5 separate regions of the Mus musculus genome follow, and all the other regions are linked to region 3. Evidence: chromatin loops called from intact Hi-C (ENCODE). Cell type or tissue: left cerebral cortex. All regions are shown on one strand.

Region 1 (5,000 bases), 98 kb after region 3:
TCCCAGCACCCACACCAGGCTGCTCACAGCTGCCTGCAACTCCAGGAAACACAGCACCTTTTAGCTTCCTGTGGTACACACACACACACACACACACACACACGCTTTCTAAAACATAAGCTGAAAAATAAGACCAACATCTAACAGAAAATGTGCAAAGCATAGGGACAGAGAGAAACGGAAGCTGTATGAATCTTCGGAGATGAAATCATGTTCTGTCTCACTCTAAATGAGAACTTTCACACTGGAAGAACAAAAGGCTGTCGTTTCTACCCAGCAGATGAGCAAAGATGCTCAAGTGTAACAGTGCTCTGTGTTACTAGGATACAGGGAAATAAAGTGGAGTCGTATTACTTGAGGAATATAAAGTACAATGCTTTACAGGGCACAGTTAGCTAATATCCATAACAGTTATGCACGCACGCATCCTCTTAAGTCAATTCCCCCTTTAGGAATTTATCCATATTTTATATATATATTTGTGAGTCTCATTACGACAGCAAAAACAAGAGAGAAGCCAGACTTCATTCAATAGGTGATGGTTTAAATAATGTTGCTAAGTCAATATAATTTTATGTAATTGCAAAACTAAAAACAGAATAGATACTCTATCCATCTTTACTGTATACTGCTGAACATGAGCACAATTCTCTTTATAATTAGTATTTCTGATTAGCTCACAAAGTATCAGGTGTCTCTATGGCGTTTTCATATTTTGTTATGGTCTCTTCCTATGAATGAGAGTGCAACCTTGGCTGTATCCCAGAGGTTCTAGCAGGTTGTGCTCTTGGTTTTTGCCATTTGACTTTAGGAAATATTTTATGTATGTCTTCCCTATTTCTAGTGATATTTTTCTTTAAGAAAAAAGTACATATACAGCAAATATGTTTGTAATGAGTTAAAAAAAAAAGTAACTATAGCTGTTCATAGGAAGAGACCTAAATAAAGGTCAGGATGGAAGGAAAAATAACCACCTTTTATGTTTTGAATCTCACAAACTTTAAGTCAAGTAATATAATGGTTATCTAAAAAGACAGTTAAAGTCACCTGAAATGCAGAAAACCAGTCAGCTCTGGAAATGTAAACACGGTTTTTAAAATAAAAAAGAGAAATAATAAAAAGGGGTGCACCACTCCTTCCGGTTCACACCTGCTTGGAGTGTTGCACCCCACCCCACCCCACAATTCCACCTGCTGACCAGGAGGTCTGCCCTAACCTGAGATGCACAGGTGAGAGCCCCCTCTGACCCAATCCCCCCTCCTGCTGGGACCCTAGCAAGCCCAGTAGTCATGGGCTCTGCCCTGCCCTCCCGGAACTCCATCTTCCCTCCATTCCACACCTCCACCTGCAGTCTCAGATCAGTGCATGGGCTCCCACTTCACAGCTCCACCTGCCTCCCAGGAGGCCTGCTCCAGCCAGGGATACTCAGGTCAGCCAACAGCAGAAGCAACCAGATGGCAAAAGACAAGCACAAGAACATAGGCAACAGAAGCCAGTGCAATATGATACCATCAGAACCCAGCTCTTCTTCTACAGCAAGCCCTGGGTATCCTACTACACCTGAAGAGCAAGACTGTGACCTTTAACCCCTATCTCATGAAGATGACAGAGGCCTTTAAAGAAGATATAAATAATTCCCTTAAAGAAATATAGGAAAACGCAACTGAGCTGGTAGAAGCCCTTAAAGAGGAAACAAATAGATCTCTTAAACTAGTATAGGAAAATGCAATCAAACACGTGAAGAAAATGAACAAACAATCTGAGACCTAAAACCGGAAATAGAAGCACCAAAAAAAAAAAAAAAAAACAAAACAAAACAAAAAAAAAACAAAAACACAAATGGAGATGGAAAACCTAGAAAAGAGAACAGGAACTGCAGATGCAAGCATCACCAACAGAATACAAGAGATGGAAGAGAATCACAGGCATAGAAGATACCATAGAATAAATTGATACATCTGTCAAAGAAAATGCCAAATGTAAAAAGAGTTCTTAACTCAAAACACCCAGAAAATTTGGGACATTATGAAAAGATCAAACTTAGGCTTAGAGAGGCACTGTTTTCCATGTCTGCCCTCTGTCTACCAAAGAGGGAACACCATCCCAGGTCCCTTGGGCTCTAGAATTCAAGGGCAGATCCTTTCGTGCAGGGAAATAGGGTTAAGGAAAACGACTAGGGGAAGAGAGAGAGAAGCAAGACAGAAAGGAGTTGTGTGTATTTTGAGAAAGCCTCATATAATGAGGAAAGAAGGCCTCATGCTATCTAAAATGTTGTCTATTTACTATCGTTTGTGTATGGCATGTGTGTGCATGTTGATGTACAATGTGCCACCACTGTACATATGAGAACAAATTGGAAAGCGATTTCTCTCCTACTGTGGGTTTCCAGAAATTGAATGCAGGCATCTTATCAACCTAAACTTTTTTGCTTGTTTTGTTTGTTTGATTGACTGATTACTTGTTTTGTTTTTTGTTTTTGTTTTTGTTTGAGGCAGGGTTTCTCTGCATTGCCCTAGATGCCTTAAAACTCACTGTGTAGATGCGGCTGGTCTTGAACTCAGAATCTGTCTGCCTCTGCCTCCCGAGTGCTGGGATTAAAGCCATGTGCCACCACTAATCAGTGTTCATTGGCCCAACTTAAAAACAAAACCAAAACCAACAAAAAGCAATTAAAGTATTTTAAAGAGAATCACAAAGTTCTTGATCTAGTTGTGCTCATTCTCAAAAAAAGTGGGGGAGAGGATGGGGTGTATGGGATGCAGAAAAGATAGTAGACAGTGCAAAATATTCTCTCAAACTAGAATGGATGTCAGGTGAGTGTCTAGAAGAAAAGACATTTAAGAGGAGAAAATGTCTCCTCCTAAGTCTGCCTTCTGATCTCCATACTCTGGATTTTGAACTGGCCCCTCTTCCAAGCCAATCCAAGACTACTTGTCTTTCAGGTTCTCCAAGAGGAAGAATTTATCTAACCCTAAAGAGCCTCAAACCCAAAGCAGATTGGTCTAATATGTATGTTTCCACTCTAAATGAACTTCGATTATTTTCCCTCATAGATGAGGGTATTTTTTTCCAAGGCTCCTCTCCCAAACATTCACCCATGCCCACCACATTCACCAAGCATTCCCCTACAACTTTTCCTTAGGTCTTGGGATCTGACCCAAGGATTTATAATTGCCATTGAATTTAAGAATTGCCATCTCCTATACCCACACACCTTCTTGGTCACATTAAGTTAAGCACCGATTGGAATGGCAGCCCAGCCCAGCCCTGTCCTGCTTTTTCCAGCCAACAAATGCTCCAGAACACACAGAGTCAACAAGCTCCTGGACAGGCGGAAACAGGGTGAATTTTGAAATATGACTCCCAGAAAACTAATTGGCCAAGGAGCATGGATCCCAGGCATATGTTGATGCTGTTGCTATGGTGACTATGCTTCAGTGTGCTGGACCAGGTTGGCTGTGATTTGGCTGTTTTCTACCCACAGTGGAGTTTCTGGTAGACAGGAGTGGGAAATAAGTCTAGCTATTCATCCTTAGGCTAAGAGCTAGCCTGGCCACATTCATCTGTGTAGGTCTTAGATACAGTGTCCCATGTTGAGATGCACAAGGTTTTTGGAAACCATGGGGCTTTGGAAAGAACAAAAGAATCCTATAGGAAATCACTCTGTCCTTGTTTATGCCTGATCCTAAACCTTGGGCATCTGGATAACCTTACACAAGGGATATGAAAATAATGTGTTGGTAAGTCCTTGTGGATTGTGCAGGCTTGTATCGGCGATAAGAAATGTCTCAGGATCTCATGGAAGTGTCTTGACCAGTGGTTCCCGATGTTCCTAATTCTGCAACTCATGTGGTGACTCCCAACCATAAAATTATTTTTGTTGCTACTTCATAACTGTAATGTTGTTACTTTTATCAATTGTAATGAAATATCCGTGTTTTCCAATGTCCTTAGGTGACAGTCATTCTACATATCCCCAAAAGGGTCATGACCCACAGGTTGAGAACTGCCAATCTAGGCTCTCCTTGAATTATCAAGTCACTGAAGGGACATAATTTTTGAGAGACAGTTTTATGTATAAAGTTTGACCAGCACGTGTCTCAGTGCCTTTCTTTCTGATGCATTAAGCATTTGCAGGGCTTGGTTTGGTCTTGAATGTTGCAGCTTTGACTAGATGCGGCCTCTCACTGGCTTCTCGTTGGTAGATTCTAGGTCCCGGATACAGGATACAGTTGCCTTGGTGACTTCATACAGATATTTGTGGACAGTCATTTCCATTTATTCTCTGCTTCTAAAAATTGAGGTTATCCCCACAGACACTTCAAGTGGGTTGTGACATGCCCTGATCTCTGCTTCATTTTTCCTCTCATGTACGCCTCTGCAAGCAAGCGAGTAAGGCTGCTGTTGTTTTGGTGACCGAATGAGGAGGGAAAAGAGGGGAGCAAGCTCCTGCCGTGTCCCAGTTAACTACATTCTTTTAGCCTTTCAGTGAGAAGAGAACAATCACAAAGACGTAGTAATTCTTCTGAAATCAAATCTCAGTTAGCTGAGCAGGGATGAGGTCAGCTTTGAAGGCCTTGTTCTGGCCTGCCTTTCACAATGCGTGTGACAGTGGTGGTCAGCTTCAGCAACTCTGCCTTCCAATGGTGAGCTCAGGAAAGCAGGAAGAGCGTGTGTTTCCCACAGCATGGAGGACCTGGAGGTTTGCTTGTACAAAGACAGCAATGTGTGAGCGGTTGAAATGTCCTCTAACAGGTCAAGGGCATCACATTTTAGTTCGATGTTTATATGGTATAAACCCATTTTCGAAAGTGATTCAGAACTCCCTCATAAAATTAGGTATATGCAATTGGCCTATTAGCTCATAATCTAAACAGGATGGTGTGCCTGTGTGCCTGTGTGTGTGTGTGTGTGACTTATCTGAATTTTTTTTCTCACGAACTGTTTTCTTTTCTCAGGGAGTACTCATGAAAATACTCATGAAGTATTTTTCTCATGAA
Region 2 (5,000 bases), 110 kb after region 3:
TGAATCCACTGGAGTGATAAGGTAAGATAGACAGTTTAAGAAGTGTCCTGGATAGTTTTATGTCAACTTGATGAAAACTAAAGTTATTTGAGAGGAGGAGCCTCAACTGAGGAAATGCCTCCACGAGACAGGGCTGCAGGCAGGCCTGTAGGGCATTTTCATAATTAGTGATTGATGTGGGCAGGTCCATCCCATTGTGGGTGGTGTCAACCCTGGGTTTGTAGTCCTGGGCTCTATAAGGAAGCAGGCTGAGCAAGCCTTCCAAGGCCTCTGCATCAGCTCCTGCCTCCAGGTTTTTGGCCCTGTTTGAGTTCCTCTCATGCCTTTCTTCAGTGATGAACAGAGACACATGGAAGTAGTTACCCTAACTACAAGACGCCCTCATTTGATGCTACCGTAGGTTTATCTTCCCTGTACCATCTGTTCACTCTCCTTAAAACTCTCTTTCTTGAAGCATTTGGCCATGTTACATAATGCCGAGATAAACTCCCAAGCCTGTCTTTACAAGGACTACAGACAGTGTCTTATCTAGCTGTCTTCCTTTGCTTCCTGTTACTGTGATACAATGTTCTGACCAAAAGCAACTTAGGAGGAAAGAGTTTTAGCTCTGAAGTCAGGGCAGGAACTCAAGCCGGGAACCTGGCAGCAGAGACTGACGCAGAAGCCATTGCTCATTGGCTTGCTTTTCCTGGCATGCTCAACTTAATTTTTTTTTTTTTTATACAGCTAAGGACCACCTGGCAAGGGATGGCACCATGCACGGTTTTTACCCCATCCAGGACTCAGTTTAGGGTTAGATGTTGTGTTTGGTTATCATGGCAACAGTTCTCTTTAGTTTGGAACACTTCTATGGGTTTAGTCTTTTATGATATTAGTATTTTTAATTACAAATGCTTGTTTGTCTTTTTATTATATGAGGTTAAGTGCTCTGCTTGCTGATTCCCCATTTAGCCCTTGACATTGGTTTGTGAGCTAAGCTCTGCTTCTTTTTCAGTTTCAAAGAATTATTTGTATGAATGTGTGAATAATTATATTTTCAGTGGCTTATAATTCATTATGGTACTTAATTACTTTTACGTACAAATGGCCCCAGCTTAGTTAGTCAAAGTCCTTTGAGCTGGTTCTTGCCTCCCCATGACATATCGTTGTCGTGTTAGTGAGGAGCCCTACCCTGGTCTCCACAAGAAGACAGGCTTCTCCTGTCTTATCTTGGGTTCACATGCTCCGACCTTGACATAGCTCTTCATCACTGTGGAGAGGTGGGAGGGGGCAAGTCCTCTTTGTCAGAGTCCTAACTGCCACTTTGTATCTACTTCTTCACTGGTCTTCCTCCATAATATCTCTCTTCTACAGGGAGAATTCGGGATCCTGAGTCAGTATATACCCAGTCTCTTTCCATTTGAGTTCCTGAAATGACATCAGTATTTCTTCACAGTTTTTTACCTTCCCTCGGCCAAGACTGTGTGAAATCACTCGTCCTTTCTCCCTCTCTACTGTCTTCTGTTTGGATGATCATTGGAATTTATGTTTGCTTCAATTTTCTCTCAAATGTGTCTAGTGCTTTATCAGTTGTAAATACATGTTATTTGTTTATAGGCCTTCAAAAGTCAACACAGCAAAAGGATGTAGCCAGAGCAGGGTGATTCTCTGGGTGTCTTCCACTGGTTTCTTCCTTCCTGGTCCTTTGTAGATAGCTCATTTCATTGTTTGCTGGTCTACACCTCAGTTTCTCTCTGGGCTGATAAGTAGATGTAGACAGGTTATGTAACATGTCACTTAAGCTCCTTTGAACTTAGCTCTTTTTCACGTTAACAGTACCTCCAGGAAATGCCTCCATATACATTTTTTTGTTTGTTTTTGTTTTTGTTCTTTTGAGACAGGGTTTCTCTGTGTAGCCCTGGCTGTCCTGGAACTCACTTTGTAGACCAGGCTGGCATCAAACTCAGAAATCCGCCTGCCTCTGCCTCCCGAGTGCTAGGATTAAAGGCATGCGCCACCACCGCCTGGCTGCCTCCATATAAATTTACAAAGATCTCCCTGATGGCTTTTAAACTGCTACATGATCTTCCATTGGGTCATTGTATTAAATTGATGAAACCAGCATCTATGTAATTTTACACACACACACACACACACACATCATTGAGTTAAATTTTTGTACCAATGCAGTTTAGTGTTCTTAGAAATATATCTACAGCTCTTAAGCTCTTCTCATTCTCATCTCTAGCTCTCCTCTCCCTCCCTTTCCTCTCTCTCCACGTGGCCATGGCCAGCCTCTCTCCTTCTACCTTCTCTCTTTCTCTCTGCCTTTCTACAATAAAGCTCTAAAACAAAAAAAAAAAAAAAAGAAAGAAAAAAAAGAAAAGAAAGAAAAAAAGAGAAAGAAATATATCTACAGAATAAATTCCCAGCAAGAGCCATGTATACAGTAGACCCTCCATTTCTATTCATTCTGTTTCTGTAGGTTCAATGGACCATAGACTGAAAGTATTTAGGAAGAATCACAGCTATACAGCATGTAGTCTTCTCTTCCCACTCCTTCCTACACATCATTACAGTGGACACAGCATCTACACTGTACATCATTAGAGATGATGTAAGGAAGACAGGATGGTGCAGCCAAGTTAAATGCAAGAATTTGGACATGTTATGTAAAGGACTGAAGCACTTATGGGATATCTTTGGGAAATAACTCTTTCCCATTAACCAATTACCTGTGGATATTGGGGGAAAACTACATGCAGTTTTCTTTGATATTGTCATTGGTTTATCTTGCCGGCCCTTTTCTAGAGTTTTTAATCGATAGCTTTCATTCTTTTGTTTTTATCATTGTAAATGTTAGTTCTTATATGTTCTCAGATTCATGCGCTCCTAACGTTTGTAGTATTTTATTCTTCTCATTTAAAATTCTGTACCTCTGCTCCCTCTTGTGGCACTATGGTGTGTGTGCATGTGTGCAGATGTGTGTTGTGTGTGCATGTGTATGTACATGTGTATGTGTGTGTTCATGTGTGTGTGCATGTGTGTGCATGTGTGCAGATATGTGTTGTGTGTGCATGTGTGTATGCATGTATGTGTGCAAGTGTGTGTACGTGTGTGTGCATGTGTGCAGATGTGTGTTGTGCCTGCCTGTGAGTGTGCAGATGCATCTTCCTATGTGTGCATTTGCATGGGGAGGTCAAAGGACAGCCTGGAGTATTATTCCCCAGGAACCCACTACCTTGTAATAAAGCCTTTCACTAAAACCTGGACTCTTCGTTTAGGATAAGCTGGCTGGCCAGCAAGCCCCCAGGGATACACCTGTGTCTATCCATCAGTGCTGGATATCACTTTCTGGTCCTCATGCTTGTAAGGTAAGCACTTCACCACTGAGCTATCCTAGCCTCTCTGTTTCTCTCTTCCCCTTTCTTCTTCCCTTCTGCTTTCTTTCTAGTTTTTTTTTTATCTTGCTATGTAGCCCAGACTAGCTTTAAGCTGATGGCTACCCCCATCCACCACTACCACTGCTTCCACCTCCAGGAGTGCTGTACAGATGTACACCACTGCACCCAGCTGTGCCTCTTCTTCCCACAGAAGAGGTCTTCAATTTCCACATGGAAGACAATGGCATCTCTTGCTGGGAGTGATCTGTGAATCTGATTAACTCCTCAGCTCCTTCCACCTATTCCCCAGAGTTACATTTATCCACCTGTCTGTCCACCTTGCTCACATTACCCAGACTCCATTTCTCAGAGTAATTTCTCACCCTTGAACTATCCCACCCCAAGATAAACCCTATTTTGGAACTCTTATTGCCTCCATTACCTAGATTACATCATGAGACATGTTTGACTAAATGCTACCCTCTGTGCCTTAGTTTCTGCATTATACATGGGTATAATGGTATCATCTCTTTTAATGAAGATTTAAGAAGTGACTATTTCCAAATCGCTTCGTTCATGTCTTGGCACATTCTAGGAACTTAAGAACAGTAAAAGCCAACTTTTGTTCTTGCCACAGGAAGCTTCTTGCTCATGGTTATAAGAGAAACAAAGTCATGTGTGAACTTATTACTGGAGTCTTTAGAGTCAAAGCCTGGCTTCTGGAAGTTTCAACGACATAAGCTCAGCTAACCCTCTGAAACATGCCAATTAAAATGACAGTTAACAATAAAAAGCAGAGAAAGGAGATTTATTCATTGTGGTTACAGTGGGAAGATGAACAGCTACAGGGGTTCAGCCACCTACCCCAAGCCCGTCATTGGGGTGCTAATATGAGGTTTAAGTTTAAGTAGAGGCCAGTGGTGGAGGTGTGGCTCCATCATCGGCTTAGTTCCAGTCTGTCCAGCAATTCCTAGGGCAACTCCTCCCCCAGGGGGCAGCAGGGCTTCAGCCCTTTCCTGCTCCAGGATGAGAGCTTAATTCTTTGCGGACCACTGTTTCCAAAGTCCGATAGCACAAATGTTTCTACTTAAAATAATCTTAAGACAGTTATAAACAGCATTTGCTCTAGACTCAAATAGTGAACAATGTTGTGCTGGCCAGGCTGAAGTTTTTGTAGTGCTCTTCTGTGTGTCCTTGCCAAGTGCCACTGTATTTGCACAGCCTTGGCATGAAGGTCTATTTTCAATGGCCGCTTTTCAGAACCTGTTTGCACAGTGTGGTGACTGCAAGAATTTAAGAGGGGAATGAAAGAAATCCATCAGGCTTTGCTAACGGTTTGGACAATCTGGTCAAGAGACGCACCTCCTCTGGGCTTCAATATCTCAAACTCCAGTTTCATTAGACTGAACACACTTCCAGTAGCACCTGGACATGCCTCCAAACGCTAAAGATGCCCATCCGGTGGTCCCACTCCTGCTGCCTAGGTCCAGAGCGTAGTTCTCAATCCTGCAGTGCACCCAACATTGGCCGTGTTCCTGCCCGTGCTCCCTGCCACACTCCCCTGCCCATTTTCCTTGTTTTATGAAGCATTGCTCAGCCGTCTCATCTTCCCCAGCGATGATGCCGCGCTGTCTCATC
Region 3 (5,000 bases):
GCTGGAGCAACCGGTCGTGTTGACATCTTTCCCCTTATATGCCAACAATACAGCCAAGAGTGACCTATTTGTTGATGACTGTGTGGGTCTCCAAGTCCAATGACCCCCTGGGGACAAGCACCTTTATACCCAATAAGCCATCTTGCCAGTTGTTTTGTTTTGTTGAGACAGGGTCTCAGGCTGGCCTTGAACTCAAGATATTCCTGCCTCAGTTTTCCACATGATGGTAGGGAGTAGGCACTCCCTACCCTGCTCTGCCTAAGAATGACCCATTCTTCATCTATTTGAAAAAAAAAAAAGAAAAAAAAAAGAAAGAAAGAAAAGAAAAAAAAGAAAGAAAATCATCTTCCACGGATATATTTCTTTTTTACTGCTTGGCTCAGGTTGTTGCACGTGCTAGGCAAACACGCCTCTGGTGAGCCACACCCCCTTTCCCCAAGGACACATTCTGTTTGTTTGTTTGCTTGTTTGTAGACAGGGTTTCTCTGTGAAGCCCTGACTGTCCTGGAACTCCCTCACTACACAAGACTGGTCTCAAACTCAAGAGATCTGCCTGCCTTTGCCTCCTGAGTGCTGGGATTAAAGGCCTGCGCCACCAATGCCCAGCCGCCTAGAACACATCTTAATTCAACTGTTGCCAGTCCTACCAACTGGCCTTCTATGTGCTGTCTTTGGCTGGTTAACAAGAGTAAATGCCATTTTCAAAATAACTTTTTTGTTTTTTTAACAAATGGAGGAGGACGACAGAAGATGCTAACATTTCCCAACCCTGCTGTTACTCACCCAGGCCCAGCAGTAGAACAGGCTGGTTTGACATCAGAGCTGATCTTTGTAACACCATGAGTGAGATAACAAGAGTCTCCGCTTACCCACGGAGAAACAAACATGACAATAACTTGCTGAAGGTCACACTGTGAGTGGCACAGGCGAAACTCCAACTCTGTGCCCACAGTAAGTCTTCCCTTCACTGTTGGCCACTGTTGGAACTGTTTTGTTTTTTTGGGTTTTTTTTTTTTTTTTGTTTTGTTTTGTTTTTTTAAACCCTCATTTCCTGGATTGATCAACCCAGATAGACTTTGAAACATTGTTTCAGGTTTTTGATAGCAGAAGTTACTTCTCCACTTCACAAAAGCAGCCACACTTTGAGTTTCTCTACTTAGGAATATATTACCCTACAGTCAATAGAATCGAACATCTAAATAAAGTATTCATATCCTATGTTAAGCACTAACTACTAATTTTCAAATTAAAACGGTCGTTGGCTCTCACAATGGCTGGCTCCAGACTCCTATGTCCACCCCACTACTTTTCCTTTCTTGTTTCTTTTGTGGGTGAATCTTAAGCCTACCTCTCCAGCCAGTGGAATGCCCAGGTGGCTTTGGGATCCCATGTGGCATATTTGGATACTAATACAACATACAACCTACAGGATAAACGACTGTGCGAACCAGATCTGGATAATTCCTAGACATTTTCACTTGATGGTGTTCCTTCCAATTACCTCCCTAACAGCTTCCAGGTTGGAGGAAGCAGAAACCGTGCAGATATAATGACAGTCCTCGACAAAGCGACGCTAACATCACAACTTCCTCCCCTTAGCGTGGGAACGGCTCATCTTTACTATGTGCCCAACAGCAGGTGCATTCGGGGAAATAACAGAAGACGCACAAACAGACAAGGACCAATGGATTGCAGGGCTATGTCGCGGTCTGCGGCAGAGCTCGGCGGCTGCGTGCAATTCCCAGCCAGCACTCGCCGGCGCCCAGGAGAAGGAGAGTCCAAGCGAGGCGCCCAGGAGAAGGAGAGTCCGAGCGAGAATGCGGGGCGCAGGGTCCCAGCCGCTCCCTCCCCGCGCGTTCTCGAAGCCGCCCGCAGGAGCGAGGCGCGCGGCCCGGACGCTGGGCGATGGCTGCTCCACCAGCTCTGCGCGCCCCATCGCTGCCAGGCCCCAAGCCCCCGCCCTGCCCTCGCGCCCCTGTCCCCATCAGCGCGCTCCGGCCCTGCCCCCAAGTCCCCAGCACCCCTGTCCCTGTCCGCGCGCCGCTCGTATTCCCCCATCTCCCCCGTCCGCGCGCCCCAGCTCCGAGTCCTTACCACAGCTTCCTCTTGAGCGGCAGGAGGCTGCCGCGGTTGGACGGGGTGACGCCGATGGCCATCTGCAGCACCGTCAGGTATTTCTGGTACTTCATCTTGTCCCCGCTCCGCTCGCGGGCAGGGCCCCGCCGCCGCCGCCGCCGCCGCAGACACAGCCCCTCCAAGCGCCGCATAGATCAGCTCTGGGCCATCCGCCGCCCCGCCGCGCGCCCCGCTCCCGCTCCTGCCGCCGTGCGTGGCCCGCTCGCGCCGCCGTGCGTGGCCCGGTACCGCCGCCGTGCGCGCCCTCCGCCCGCTCTCCGCCGCCCCGCGCGAGCTCGGCACCGCTGCGCACCGGCAGCGGGCGCAGCCTGGAGGCGGCGCTAAGCGAGCCTTGCAACACGCAGGTCCGCACCCCACGTGCCTCAGTTTCCCCGAGGGGGCTGACAGCCTATTTGCAGTCGATTATGACCGCAAAGAATCTCAGAGCAGAAAAAAAAAATGTATATGATTGCAGCTTAGTGGTTTGTCTCTTATAAGATGTTTCGTTTTCTGCCTGGATGTGATTGACAATTTTATATTTCCGCATAGTGTGCTGCATATATGTTATATGGGGCTCAGTCCTCATACACATAGTGGTTCTGGGTAGTGGAAATGTAGAGTTGGCAAAAGTACCACAGCAATCAGTTGTGAAAAGTTGAGATTGCTCCATGGCCTTTAAACTTACTGTGGAACTAATAAAAAGGGACTATAGTGGGATCAATAAAATAGGGGAAACGGGGAAAAAAGTAAACAATGGATGCATGTTGCACTATGATTTAAAATATTGCAGTTATTAAGAATTAAAAGTTGGGCTGGTGGGATGGCTCAGCGGATAAGAGCACCGACTGCTCTTCTGAAGGTCCTGAGTTCAAATCTCAGCAACCACCTGGTGGCTCACAACCACCGATAATGAGATCTGACACTGGAGTGAGCGGGGCGACCGGAACGAGCAGAGGTCCTAAAGTCAATTCCCAACAACCACATGAAGGCTCACCACCATCTGTACAGCTACAGTGTACTCATATACATAAAATAATACATCTTTTTAAAAAAATCTCCAAACACACTTTTTAAAAAAAGAATTAAAAGCAGCCTATGCAAGCAACAGGATTGCAATCTCCTCTGTGGATCCAAAGTTCTCCTGGAAGGGGGTGGAGCTGGAGAGGCCACTCGGTAAGCCAAGTGCTTGAAGCATGGGGACCTGAGTTCCATCCCCAGCACTCCTGTAAAAAATAGAACTTGTCAGCGAGTCTTGCCAAATCAGTGACACACACACATGCACACACACCGTCTAAAAGAAGGTAGACAACTGTTTGAGGAAATCACTCGATATCCACTTCTGGCTGTCACATGGTTCCCACATGCAAGTATACCCACAAAGGCACACCATAGCGGGCACCTTGAGCCATGCTTGGCTGCTGTCTGTGGCACTGTGTGACCTGCCAAGAGAGAATCTCAACTGAGGGATGGGATTGCCTCCACCCATTGAGGGATGGGCCTGTCAACCCGGCCTGTCGATGTGAGCATTTTCTTGAGTAAAGATTGATATGGGAGGACCTGGCGCACTGTGGATGGCGCCACCACCAGATAGGTAGTTGTGGAATCTATAAAATGCAGGCTGAGTGGGCAATGCGGAGCAAGCCAGTAAGCAGCATTCTTCCATGGCTTCTGCGTCAGCTTCTGCTCCGGGTTCCTGCCTTGCTTTCCCTCAGTGAAGGACTGTGATGCAGAATTGTAAACTTAAACCCTCCTCCCCAAAGTTGCCTTTGGTCAGTGTTTGATCTCAGCGAAGCTGGAACATACTAGTACAACATTATTTTCTTTTGTTTCTGTTTTTGCTTGGTTCTTGTATGAGACAGGCTCTTACTCTGTTGCCCAGGCTGATCTTGAACTCGTGTCAATCCTCCTGCCTCAGCCTCCAAGTGATGGGATTACTGGTATATGCCACCAAATGTGGCTTCTCATCACTCTCCTAGGTCAGTTTCTATGGTCCTCCTTTCACCCTGGGGTTGTTGGCCACTAGGCAATAAAAACAAAGGGAGCAGTGTGAAGGAGCAGTATTTAGGATGGCCCATGGAGACATGCCAGGGTCAGCTCTGCGGAGAAAGGTCAACTTTATTATGGAAGGAGGTAGGAATATCCAGGGTGGGCAAGGGTCATTGCAGTTAGCCTGTTCCTTCCATTCTTCCCCTTATGTAACAGACTGCACCTGAATTCCATCCTCACTGTGTTTCTTGTTTCTTTGCTGCCCCTTCGTCTTTGTTGATCAATATCTTCTTTCCAATTCTATGCAATGTTGTATGCTTCAAGCACAGCAAGAAAAAAACATCGATGTAATGGCATCTCTATGCCAGCATCTAAACTTAATAGCAGATGTCCACTGACCAAGCACAGACACACTCTGGAAGAACTTCTGTGGGATCATACAGGTGGATTGGTGGATAAGATTGGCATAAGCATGTTAACTGGAGTTTGGATACCAAGCATACACACATGTGCACACACACACACACGACCACACACATACATACCCATATGCACACACACACACACACACACACACACACACATATGATCACATACTATATACACACATGCACACACACATGCACATGAGCACACATCACACACAAACACACACACACACACACACACACACACACACACACAGAGAGAGAGAGAGAGAGAGAGAGAGAGAGAGAAGTTGTTGTTTCCCACCCCTGAAATCCCAGTAGTGAAGGGGTGGGGCACAGGGTGGAGACAGGAGAATCTATGAGGCTTGCTGGTCATCAGCCTAGGCAAAAGCCACAGAGTTTGTTGAGAAACTTGTACTTTTCCATTGCCATGACAAAACATTGTGACCTAAGCAACTTATAAAAGGAAGC
Region 4 (5,000 bases), 83 kb after region 3:
AAGCCTAAAAGCTGTGTGGAGACAAACAGGAGGACCATGAGTGTTATGCCCTGCAGGGAGCAGAGCTACAGGGAGCAGGGCGTGAACCTGAGCAGGGAGACGGAGCAGAAGGTGAAGATCCTCCACATAGAGTGTGGCGATTGTCTGTAACAGTAACTTAAGATGTGGAAGGAGCCAGAACTGTCTCCAAGGCTTGGGTCTCCTGATGAGGAATTTCTTGAAACAACAGCAGAGGTAATGACAATATGTAGTTTGGTTGTGTGACATTTGTCCCCCTTTCTGTTTTTGTTTTTTGCTTGCTTGTTTTTGTTTTGTTCTGTTTTCGGCAAAGCCTTACACTGTAGCCTAAGGTGACTTTAAATTTACAGCAATCCTCCCCCTTCAGCCCTTGAAGTGCTTGAATTACAAGTATCAGTCATACTTGGCTTTTAAAAGCTATTTTCAAAATTCATTCAAGCATATTAATTGATTTGTACATTTTACGTTTTGTTGTTGTTGTTGTTGTTGTTGTTGTTGAAAACAGAAAGCAAAATTATTCCTAAGAAACCAGTAACTGTTTAATAAAAGAAACATAATTTTCAGACTTTATTTTGTTTTTAAAAATGTTTAAGTGGCTCATTTCTCCCATATGGTCTAATACCGTGGTCAAGGTCAGTTTCATCAGCCGGTTCTTTTGGAATCACATGAGATTTTTCTGGAAAATGGACATCAGCTGGAGGTAGGTCTGTTAAAAGTTCTCAAGGAGGCCTGCTGGTCCTAGTGGAGAACTCTCTTATGGTGGGGACATGTGCAATGAAGTTAAATGACCATGCCTTGCTGGTGGCCAGAACAGGATGCTTGCTAACCTGTCTCTCCAGCTTGCTCTCGTCCTGGAGCTGTCCTGTGTCTCAGATAGTCATAGGTTGTGGTTCTGGAAGCCACATTCTCACTGCACACTCACCGACACATGGATTCGTCATCGGAGGCCTACGGAATTCCATCCTGTCATTGTATTTGAGGCCCAAGACATTTCTACCTTCCCAATCTCTAGCAATGCAACTAGCTTCTGGTGAGATTCCCACTCCTGATAGCCATGCAATGGATAGAATAATCCCCTCCTTGTATGTGGGAGATGAACCCAATAACCCCATTTCAATGTATGTAATTCAGCAAGGATGATGGGTATCATGAGAGTGGACTATAAAAGACTATGTTTTCCATCTTCTTTATTCATTCATTCTCTGACTCTTCTCACATGCTTGCTGTGATTATAGCGAGTTGGGGACATTCACACGGCAAGAAGCTGGGGGCAGCCTCCGACCACCGCCAATGGAGCACGACCCTTATCCCAGTGTCTAGCAGAACTGAATGCCTCCAAAAAGGACATGGGGGAAGCTTAGACGCGATCCTGCTCCAGTGGCACCTTCAGATGACATCATGTCTGACACCCTGACTGTAGCCTTCTGAGAAACCTGGAGCTGGATTCACAAGTGAGCTGTGTCCAGGTATCCTGCCCGCAGGTGCTGTTTGTGTTAATAGTTTATTATGCATCAGTAGATGATGAGGATACTCACCCTTTCATACTTTCATCGAAACCAACTACTAGAGGTTGTTCCCTGTGCTTCCCATAGCACCTGACTTTACACCCTTCTGGAATTCCAGGGAAGGTAGTCAGTTACTTAGGGAGGAGCCTACTGCCCCAGCCACATATGCCTCCGGATACCCTTTCCTCTGCTGGACGACTGCTGCTCCAGTCTGATCTTGATCCCGAGTTCTTCTGGGAGTGAGTGCTCCTTTCATTCTTCTGCCTCGCTCATCTGGTGCTCCCAAGCTAGGCTCAGAGCCACGTGGTCTTCTTCTGTGTGCCTGACCTGGATTCCTGACCTAGAGCCTGATTGCTGCATTTCTGATCTGATCTGGTCGGTAGAGTTTTTTGCTTTGTGTTTTGGTTTTTTGTTTAATAATTGCAGCTGTATTCTATGGGTTACATTTTTTTTTTTGACTTTGCACTGTACCCACACAAATCAAAAATAGCTTTGGCAACCCATCCCTGCAGGATGGTCAGATTCCATCCATCAGAAATATAAGGCTGGGTTCTGAGTTAGTAAAGCAAGGCCAGCTCCTGGCACCAGCTCTGGCCCATGGCTCCTGGATGACTCCCCTTGATCTTGTATCTCCAGTTCTGAGGCAGAAAGCATTTCAGATGCATGTGTCTTCCCATCTTTCCAGGGCGCATGGGATGGAACTTGGCAGACATGCCTGGTCCTCATAGGGAGATGTGAGTGTATCAGCTCCGAGCAAGATTGCCAGCTGGCACCGCCACCCAGTGGCACAGCGGTGAGTCACAGAAGCTGCAAGGAGTGGGATGTGGGGCTGAGAATCAGTTTCCAGGCTCCCAGCAATTAGAAGCAGGCCATTGACTTGGGGCCAAGAGAAAAGAGCAAAAGTCCTGTTTCCTGGCGCCCTGGGGCTTCCACACACTCATGCCAACCTGCTTGCCCTCTGCTCCCATGATTGCTTTCTGTGGACACTATTTTGGAGTGATGGCTAGACTCAGCTGTTTTAGCTTCAGAACAAGGCTTACTACCCAAGGACAGGTTGGGCTTAGACAAACAAAACCGTTGTAGCCTGTGAGCAGGATCGTTATCTCCTCAAAGAGATGGAACTATAACAAGCCTGTCTGCAGTTATTGCAAACGCTGAAACACCGCCTGCCTGGAAGTCTCTGCATAAGGGCACCCCCAGGAATGCCTCTGTGCAGACAGCGTCTACTCTCCTGCCTCTGTAGCTGTACCACAGTGTGTGGATAAACTCTACTTCCGCTTTCACGTCCTGGTAAGTCCTTTCATCTCCCACATCACTGGCCCATTACCAACACTTCCTGACACAACTTTGGGACCCACATGGGGACTTCTCTTCTTGCCTCCCCTCCGAGTAATGCTAGTGGTATTTGGTCAGTTGTTCTGTGGCAACTGAAAGTCCTAGCTGGGGCTGCTTTCCAGAGATGCCCAAAGGCCTCCAAGTTGTGACCCTGGGTTACCATCATGCATTGGGATTCCTTTTGGTGCCTTGTGGAAAAGCTTACTGCCCATTCTTAACTGACAGACCCTGGCCAAGGCTACACTTTGGACGGACATGAAAGCAATGGAGAAGCTGGACGGTTTTTACATTTTACAGCCCGTGATGGTAAGGGGGTTACATTCCTCTCCTCAGAGCCCCTTTCGCTCTCAGTGAGGGGTATGATTGGCAGCTACTCATTCAGGATGAGCCCACATATCTTTGGAGGACTCCCACTCCCTTCTCCCTGACAGATTTGCTGCCACTGCACTTTGGAGGGCTTGTGTCTTCTATTCCTTCTCCCATCTCGATGTCTGTACTATTATTTATCTGAACTGGCACAGTGGCAGCTGACTCACGTGCTTTCGCAACCCTTGCCTTTCTGTCTCATTCCTCAAGCACTGTTGTGGAGTAAGCCCCCACCTTCCATTGAGTCAGTGAGTGAGCCTCTCCTTTGCTTACACAAATCCCTTGAATAATCTAACCTTGCACTGAGAGGTAGACATGTCTTTGTGTTGATGTCCCTGAACTTGGAGAAACCCTTTTTAGTAGGTGAATCCCCCTTATAAAGGGGTGCCTCCAGTCCATTATAGATAGTAAGAGGGGGTCACTACTTACTAAGAGAACCTCCTGTGGGGCAGTTCCTCAGTAGTCTGGCTGTGGGACAGACCTCTTTCCCTTCTGACTTCCCAGTAAGCTATATTCTTAAATACTGGAACACTGGAACAAATTTGAGCCACACACAGGTAATTTTCCTGTGTGATGTCACCAGGCTACAATCTGAGAAGCATTGTCAGGTCTGGACCCTCTACAATACACCAAGTCTATACCTTACTTTTTCTGTTACAACCTTATAAAGTCCTCTAAAGTCCTTGACGGCACTGTCCCAAGATTCTGCCTTGCATGAGAGAAGCTACATGTGTCTTGCCAAATTTGGAAGACCAATATCCAATCCAGATTTTTTTTTTTCGAGACAGGGTTTCTCTGTGTAGCCCTGGCTGTCCTGGAACTCACTTTGTAGACTAGGCTGGCCTCGAACTCAGAAATCCGCCTGCCTCTGCCTCCTAAATGCTGGGACTAAAGGCGTGCGCCACCACGACCAGCTCAAATGTTCTTGATAACCCCTGCTAGGGCTGCTTTCACTCTGACCCTATAGCCAGGGTTCCTGCTGCTCCCCTGGACAGCCCCAATCCTTTAAATCTCTCTACCTTACCTAGATACACACACACACACACACACACACACACACACACACACACACACACACACCATACAGAGGAGGTGAGAAGAGAAAGGGAAAGAAAACTCTTATCAGGGACAACCAAAACTAAACCTCAAATTTCTCTTTCCCCTTCATTAAGTGGCCAGTGGGGAAACTTGAACCATCAGAGTACATGAGCCATTTCCTATGTCAGACCTGTCACAGACTGAGATAGAATTGGGCTCTTGGTCCCTCCCACTTCAATAAGAGATTAAAGAATTTACAGTAGCCCTTGACCTTACCTGCAGGAGGTTTTCTGTTATTTGAACTATGTGCTATACATTGGAGGGATAATCTTACATAGGAACACTGATACAAAGATGGGCCAGTGAAGCCTATGCCCATGACCCAGAAAGGCCAACCATGGTGCTGATGCAGGCCCTGGATGGAAACCTAACTAGTCATATCAGACTCTATGCTGTTGATAGAGGCTACTAGGAACTTCATGACTTCTTGTCTAATAGAGGGAAGGAGATTGGCTACCATCAAGCCTATCTGTTGCAATAAATTGCTCACTGAGGAGCTTGCTAAAAACCCTGCCCTGTTTCAGTTTGGGGTAATAGAAGCCATGCATAAATACAATGACCTGGTCCCCAAGAGGCAATGAGGCTAGGCTGTTCTAGCTATCCATTCTACTAACCAGGCCTCTTTCAACATCAAAGCATCAAAACATCATTACATCCCACCCATCTTAGGACTACCCA
Region 5 (5,000 bases), 49 kb after region 3:
GATCAAACTGAGGTCATCAGGATTGGCAGCAAGCCCCTTACCTACCAAGCCAACTCGCCAGCCCTTAACACTGCCTTTAAACTTAAACAAATAGCCCAGAGCCTTTTGTTCACTCGAAAGATTGAAGTTATGTACAATACAGCAGTAATTTCAAAGCAAGCCAAATGGCCAGTATAAAAAAAATCATACTCTGTTGTTGAACTGAATGTTAATGATACAAAGTATCCAATGAACTAACAAGAAAATTGAAATAGACAAACAACAAACGCTTGGGATTTGGATACTGTCTTAATTAGGGTTTCCATGGCTGTGAAGACACACCATGATCATGACAACTTTTCTAGAAGAAAAACAGGTAATGGGGCTGGCTTCCAGTTTTTGAGGTTTATTCTATTATTGTCATGGTGGGAAACATGGCAGCGTGCAGGCAGACATGGTGCTGGAGAAGGAGCTGAGAGTTCTACATCTTGATCTGCAGGCAGCAGCAGAAGACTGTGTGCCACACTGGGCATAGCTTGAGCATAGGAGACCTCAAAGCACCCCCCCCCCTTCCCATAATGATACATCTTCTCCAACAAGGTTATACCACCTAATAGTGCCACTCCCTACGGTCAAAGCATTCAAACATACGGTGGTCATCCTATTTGGATACAAACTATTATAAAAAGTGACCTCCAGTGACTGGAGGTCACTTAGGAAGTGAAGAAGAGCTAAGAACCAAACCCAAAGTTTTACATGTGTCAGGCAAATGCTTTACCACTGAGCTCCACCCCATGACATTTTTATATTTTAAAATTATTATTATTGTTGTTGTTGCTATTGTTAGTGTTTTGTTTGTTTTTGAATACAGTAGTCTCAAAAATGTGTGGATCTCTATGTAGCTCTGGTTGTCCTGGCACTCATTTTGTAAACCAGGCTGATCTTGAACTCACAGAGATTCATCGGCCTCTGCCCCCACCACACCCAGACTTAAAAATACTTTTTTTTTTTTTTTTAATGGCACAGTTTCACTGAACTACCCAGGCTGGCCTTGAACATGTGATTCTCCTACCTCGGCTTCTGGAGCAGCTGGGATTACAGCAGCACATGGCTGAGCTCTAAAGACTTCTCTAGGATGGCAGCAGCCTCTCCCGCTTGGCCACAGTGGACACTGCTTCCCATGTAGAAACATTGTGTGTTTTTTTGGTGATTATTGGAAGAATTAAAACTTAGTTCTCAATTTTTTTGGTGAGCTCGCTATTTGTCTCATGATAATTCTTCCATTATGTCGTTTGTTTCTCACTGATGGACATGAGATTGTTTTAGGCACTCAGATGCCCCACCAGGTTTATTTGTAAATCTCTGAGTTTGCAACTGTTGACTCTTCTGTATCTAGTGTAGAGACATTAGAGACCCAGGCTCTTGGTGGAAAGAATACTCAGGAAATTGAGGAATAGGACCTATCCCTTCATTCAGCCAAAGGCAAAAGGATGCCTTAGTAGTGATGACAGTCCATAAATCCTGGGCTGTCTCCACCATGGCAGGACTCAGGGGCACCCAGGGGCCCAGCCTTCCTCTTGTGGAAACAAATGGAGATTTCCATTTCTCAGGAGAAGAAACTAGAACTGTGTAGACATAATGGGAGGGGTTTCTTAACAAGGTTTTTGCTCCTTGCAGCAAGTCTAAAGATCGGGGCTAGGGGGCAGCTTAGGTGGTAGATGCTTGCCTAACATTCCTGGGTATGATCGCCAGCTCTGCATAGAGCTAGGCATGGTGACACATGTCTGTCTATAAGCCCAGCAAATAAACCAGGCATGGTGGCACCTGTCTGTCTATAAGCCCAGCAAATAAACCAGGCATGGTGGCATCTGTCTGTCTATAAGCCCAGCACTTGGTAGGAGGAGGAGGAGGCAGGAAGATCAGAAGTGTGATGTCATCTTCAGTTACATAGCATGTTTGAGTCTAGCCTGAGCTACATGAGACCTTGTCCCTGAATAAATAAACAAACACATAAGACTGAAGCCTGTTGGGTGCTGGTGAGATGGCTCAGTGGTTAAGAGCACTGACTGCCCTTCTAGAGGTCCTGAGTTCAATTCCCAGCAACCATATGGTGGCTCAAAACCATCCATAATGAGATCTCATGCCCTCTTCTCGTGTGTCTGAAGACAGCTACAGTATACTCATATACATAAAATAAATTAAATAAAATCTTTAAAACAACAACAACAAAAAAGATTGAAGCCTGTTAGGAATAGATGCATCCCAACTCAGATTAGGGGCAATTTAGTTTTTTTTTTGTTTGTTTGTTTTTTTTTTTTTTTTTTTTTTAATTTTCAGAAACAGACTCATGGTTATGCTTTTTTTTTCTTCCTCTCTTTAATTATTTTTAAATGTTTACCCAAGTACAAAGGCCTTCCCTGTAGATCTTGGGGTATAACGCCCGGGGGTGACCTATACACATCTCTGACTTGAAAGTCTCTGATTGCGCTCTACAAAGCCCCTGTCTATGGGAGGAAGCCTGCACACTGTGCTCCGCAGGCTGCTGGCACTTGACAGGACAGGGCTGGCGCCAGTGTGAGGATTATGACACGGTGTCCCTGTAGCTTGCTTTTTCCTGCCTGAGGGGGAGAACTGAGCTGCTACTGTCTCCTCTCCTGTGGATCTGTTGGTTGCTTATTGCCTTCTGACAGGCACGCATTCCGGACTAGTCCCCTGATGCTTCCGCATGGGGCAAGTGCACTCTGTCTGTTTACGAGGACTTGTCGCTTCTGCAAGCCTCTCTCTGATCAGTAGATGTTGTGTATTTGTGCGTGGTGCAATTTATTCATCGTCTGGTTTATAATTTATGCTTGTGTTTTGCAATGCCAGGGATCATTCTGGCAACGTTTCAACAGTTTTGTCTATATGGCACAAGGCATTTTATATGTATGGATACAAATATATCAAAATTATAAATATGCCCAAATTATACAACAGTAACTCGCTTTAAATGTTATAATTTAAATTGTATGATTAAAATAAAAGCGTGTGAGCCAAGGACTTTAAAGAACACTCCACTCCCACTTGGTTCTTAGTCAGCCCTTGAGCTACAGAAATTAATGACCAGAGGGAAGCAATTATCTCACGTCTGTGGGTAGTGAGCTCGGACAGGCTCAGCCTCCTTTCCATCCGGCCCTATTTTTGTCCTTAATAGCGGCATTTATCTCAATTTTAGTTTTCAGTATTTTCTTTTACGAACTATGTAAAAAAGTTACATAGTACTCCTTTTAGGAGCACTGAAACCTCTGCCTGTCTGTATCTGGTCTTTCTTAAAGGGCTCTTCTGTAACCCCCTTCTGTTATCTTGTCAATTCTTGCATAAACTGTTGCTTTTCTTTAGCACTATCTAAAAACAACGGGAAAGGGCAAAAACAAGACTTTATTGGGCTCGTGGTGTCCTTGACCCCTATGGGTCCTCCGGTCTCCTTGCTCCCTTTCCTCTTCAGGACTCCAGGGCACTGTCTAATATCTGGCTGAAGGACTCTGCATCGGCTTCCATTGGTTGCTGGATGAAGTTTTTCCGGTGACAATTAAGCTAGGCGCTGGTACCGCAGATCCTGCAGGTGTGATAAACTGTAGGATGGAGGTTTCGTGGCTGAATTCTTTTCCCAACCCCTCCACTCGAGGCCTTGCCTGGTTACAGAAGATGGCTGGTTCAGCCTTCTTGTCCCGCAACACTAGGAGTCTTTGCTAGTGTCACCCACATATTCCATGGTGTTTCCATTGCATTAGATTTCTAGCTTACCCTCAAAATGCCCCCATTCCAGTCGTCTCTGACAGTATTCTCTCTCTCTCTCTCTCTCTCTCTCTCTCTCTCTCTCTCTCTCTCTATCTCTCTCTCTCCATAACCCCGAACTGATCCCTCCAGTTTCCATCCCCACCAGCCCCCAGTCCACCAAGGAAACCTATTATATTTCCCCTTCCCAGGGAGATCTTTGCACCCCCACCCCCACCCCCATTAAGCTCTCCCTGTTTCTAGCCTCTCTGAGTCTGTGAATTCTAGCATGACCATATTTTATGGCTAATATCCACTTATAAGTGAGTATATGCTGTGTTTTGTCTCTCTGGATCTGGGTTACCTCGCTCTGGATGATCTTTTCTAATTCCATTCATTTGCCAGAAATTTTCATTATGTCTTTATTTATTTGTTTTAACAGCTGAGTAATGCTTCATTGTTTAAAGGTGCCACTTTTGTTTCTTTGTTTGGTTTTTAAAATCCATTCTTTGGTAGTTTCTGTACAGTTTTTACCTTTGTTTGAACTCAGGCTCTGTTTTTCTGTGTGTGTGTGTGTGTGTGTGTGTGTGTGTGTGTGTGTGTGTGTTTTCTGGGAATGGAATCCAGGGCCTTGAGTTTCTAGGTTAATAAATGTGTGATCACTAAGACACCCTCAATCTCATTTGGTTGAGTATTTTAAGTGGTGAATCACCGAAACAGGAAACCAGGTTCATTCTTAAACAGCTCTAAATTCTAGGCATATTTATTGTGTGTAGCTGAATGCTGCCCCAGTGACTGATCCTCATAATCAAACATCTTCCCCCTGTAACTCCTCTCATGGTCAAACACCTGTCTCCCTGTAACTCCTTCCCATGGTTAAATATCTGCCCCCCTGTGACTCCTCCAATGGTCATACACCCGTCTCCTTGTGTCTCTTTCCCAAGTTTAAACATCTGCCTTCAGGAGCCACTGGAGTGAAAGACACCCTCCTTCTAAGCACAATACTCATTTAGATTCAGATATTTTAAGATGTTATTTTACATTTTTTTAAAAATTATATTCATTTACTTATTTGCAGGAAGAAGCCAGAGCACAGTTTGCAGGAATTGGTTCTCTACTTCCACCATGTGAGTCTTGGGGATTGAACTCAGGTCCCCAGTCTTGGCAGCAAGCTCTTCATCTACTGAAGCCAAATGCCAGGCCAGGTCTTTTAAGATACTCTTGATTCTAGGCTCAAGACTGGCCAACTTTTTACCTATATTCTAGGT

Evidence for each region. Peaks named below come from ENCODE experiments on the same cell type or tissue, not always from the same donor. Only the 100,000 strongest peaks of a DNase experiment are listed, where the experiment ranks them.
Region 1: a loop joins it to region 3, with 2.7 times the contacts of the local background. A loop is called at or near these places in 9 of 42 quality-filtered maps.
Region 2: it touches region 3 in a loop (2.5-fold over the local background); 6 of 42 quality-filtered maps call a loop at or near these places.
Region 4: a loop joins it to region 3, with 4 times the contacts of the local background. A loop is called at or near these places in 6 of 42 quality-filtered maps.
Region 5: it touches region 3 in a loop (2.6-fold over the local background); 2 of 42 quality-filtered maps call a loop at or near these places.

The regions. Positions count from the first base shown.
Region 1 is chr7:65,623,644-65,628,643 of GRCm38, forward strand. No RefSeq gene overlaps it. Among named protein-coding and RNA genes, the nearest start is that of Tarsl2, 19 kb to the right of the region's middle. In left cerebral cortex, a CTCF peak has its summit at 2,087; a DNase peak (open chromatin) is centred at 3,437.
Region 2 is chr7:65,639,619-65,644,618 of GRCm38, forward strand. No RefSeq gene overlaps it. Among named protein-coding and RNA genes, the nearest start is that of Tarsl2, 2.8 kb to the right of the region's middle. In left cerebral cortex, a CTCF peak has its summit at 2,934 (motif pointing left); DNase peaks (open chromatin) are centred at 375 and 2,928; H3K4me3 peaks cover 422 bases; H3K27ac peaks cover 1,295 bases.
Region 3 is chr7:65,525,470-65,530,469 of GRCm38, forward strand. It overlaps a transcript of Tjp1 not described here. Among named protein-coding and RNA genes, the nearest start is that of BC046251, 54 kb to the right of the region's middle. In left cerebral cortex, a CTCF peak has its summit at 2,474; DNase peaks (open chromatin) are centred at 1,761 and 2,307; H3K4me3 peaks cover 2,257 bases; H3K27ac peaks cover 1,273 bases.
Region 4 is chr7:65,608,089-65,613,088 of GRCm38, forward strand. BC046251 (cDNA sequence BC046251) reads left to right here. Exons shown (of 8, transcript NR_131060.1): 2 at 57-234; 3 at 1,254-1,484; 4 at 1,642-1,898; 5 at 2,209-2,316; 6 at 2,666-2,813; 7 at 3,084-3,164. Among named protein-coding and RNA genes, the nearest start is that of BC046251, 29 kb to the left of the region's middle. In left cerebral cortex, a CTCF peak has its summit at 2,320 (motif pointing left); DNase peaks (open chromatin) are centred at 1,829 and 2,285; H3K27ac peaks cover 1,199 bases.
Region 5 is chr7:65,574,725-65,579,724 of GRCm38, forward strand. No RefSeq gene overlaps it. Among named protein-coding and RNA genes, the nearest start is that of BC046251, 4.8 kb to the right of the region's middle. In left cerebral cortex, a CTCF peak has its summit at 2,573; a DNase peak (open chromatin) is centred at 2,749; H3K4me3 peaks cover 338 bases.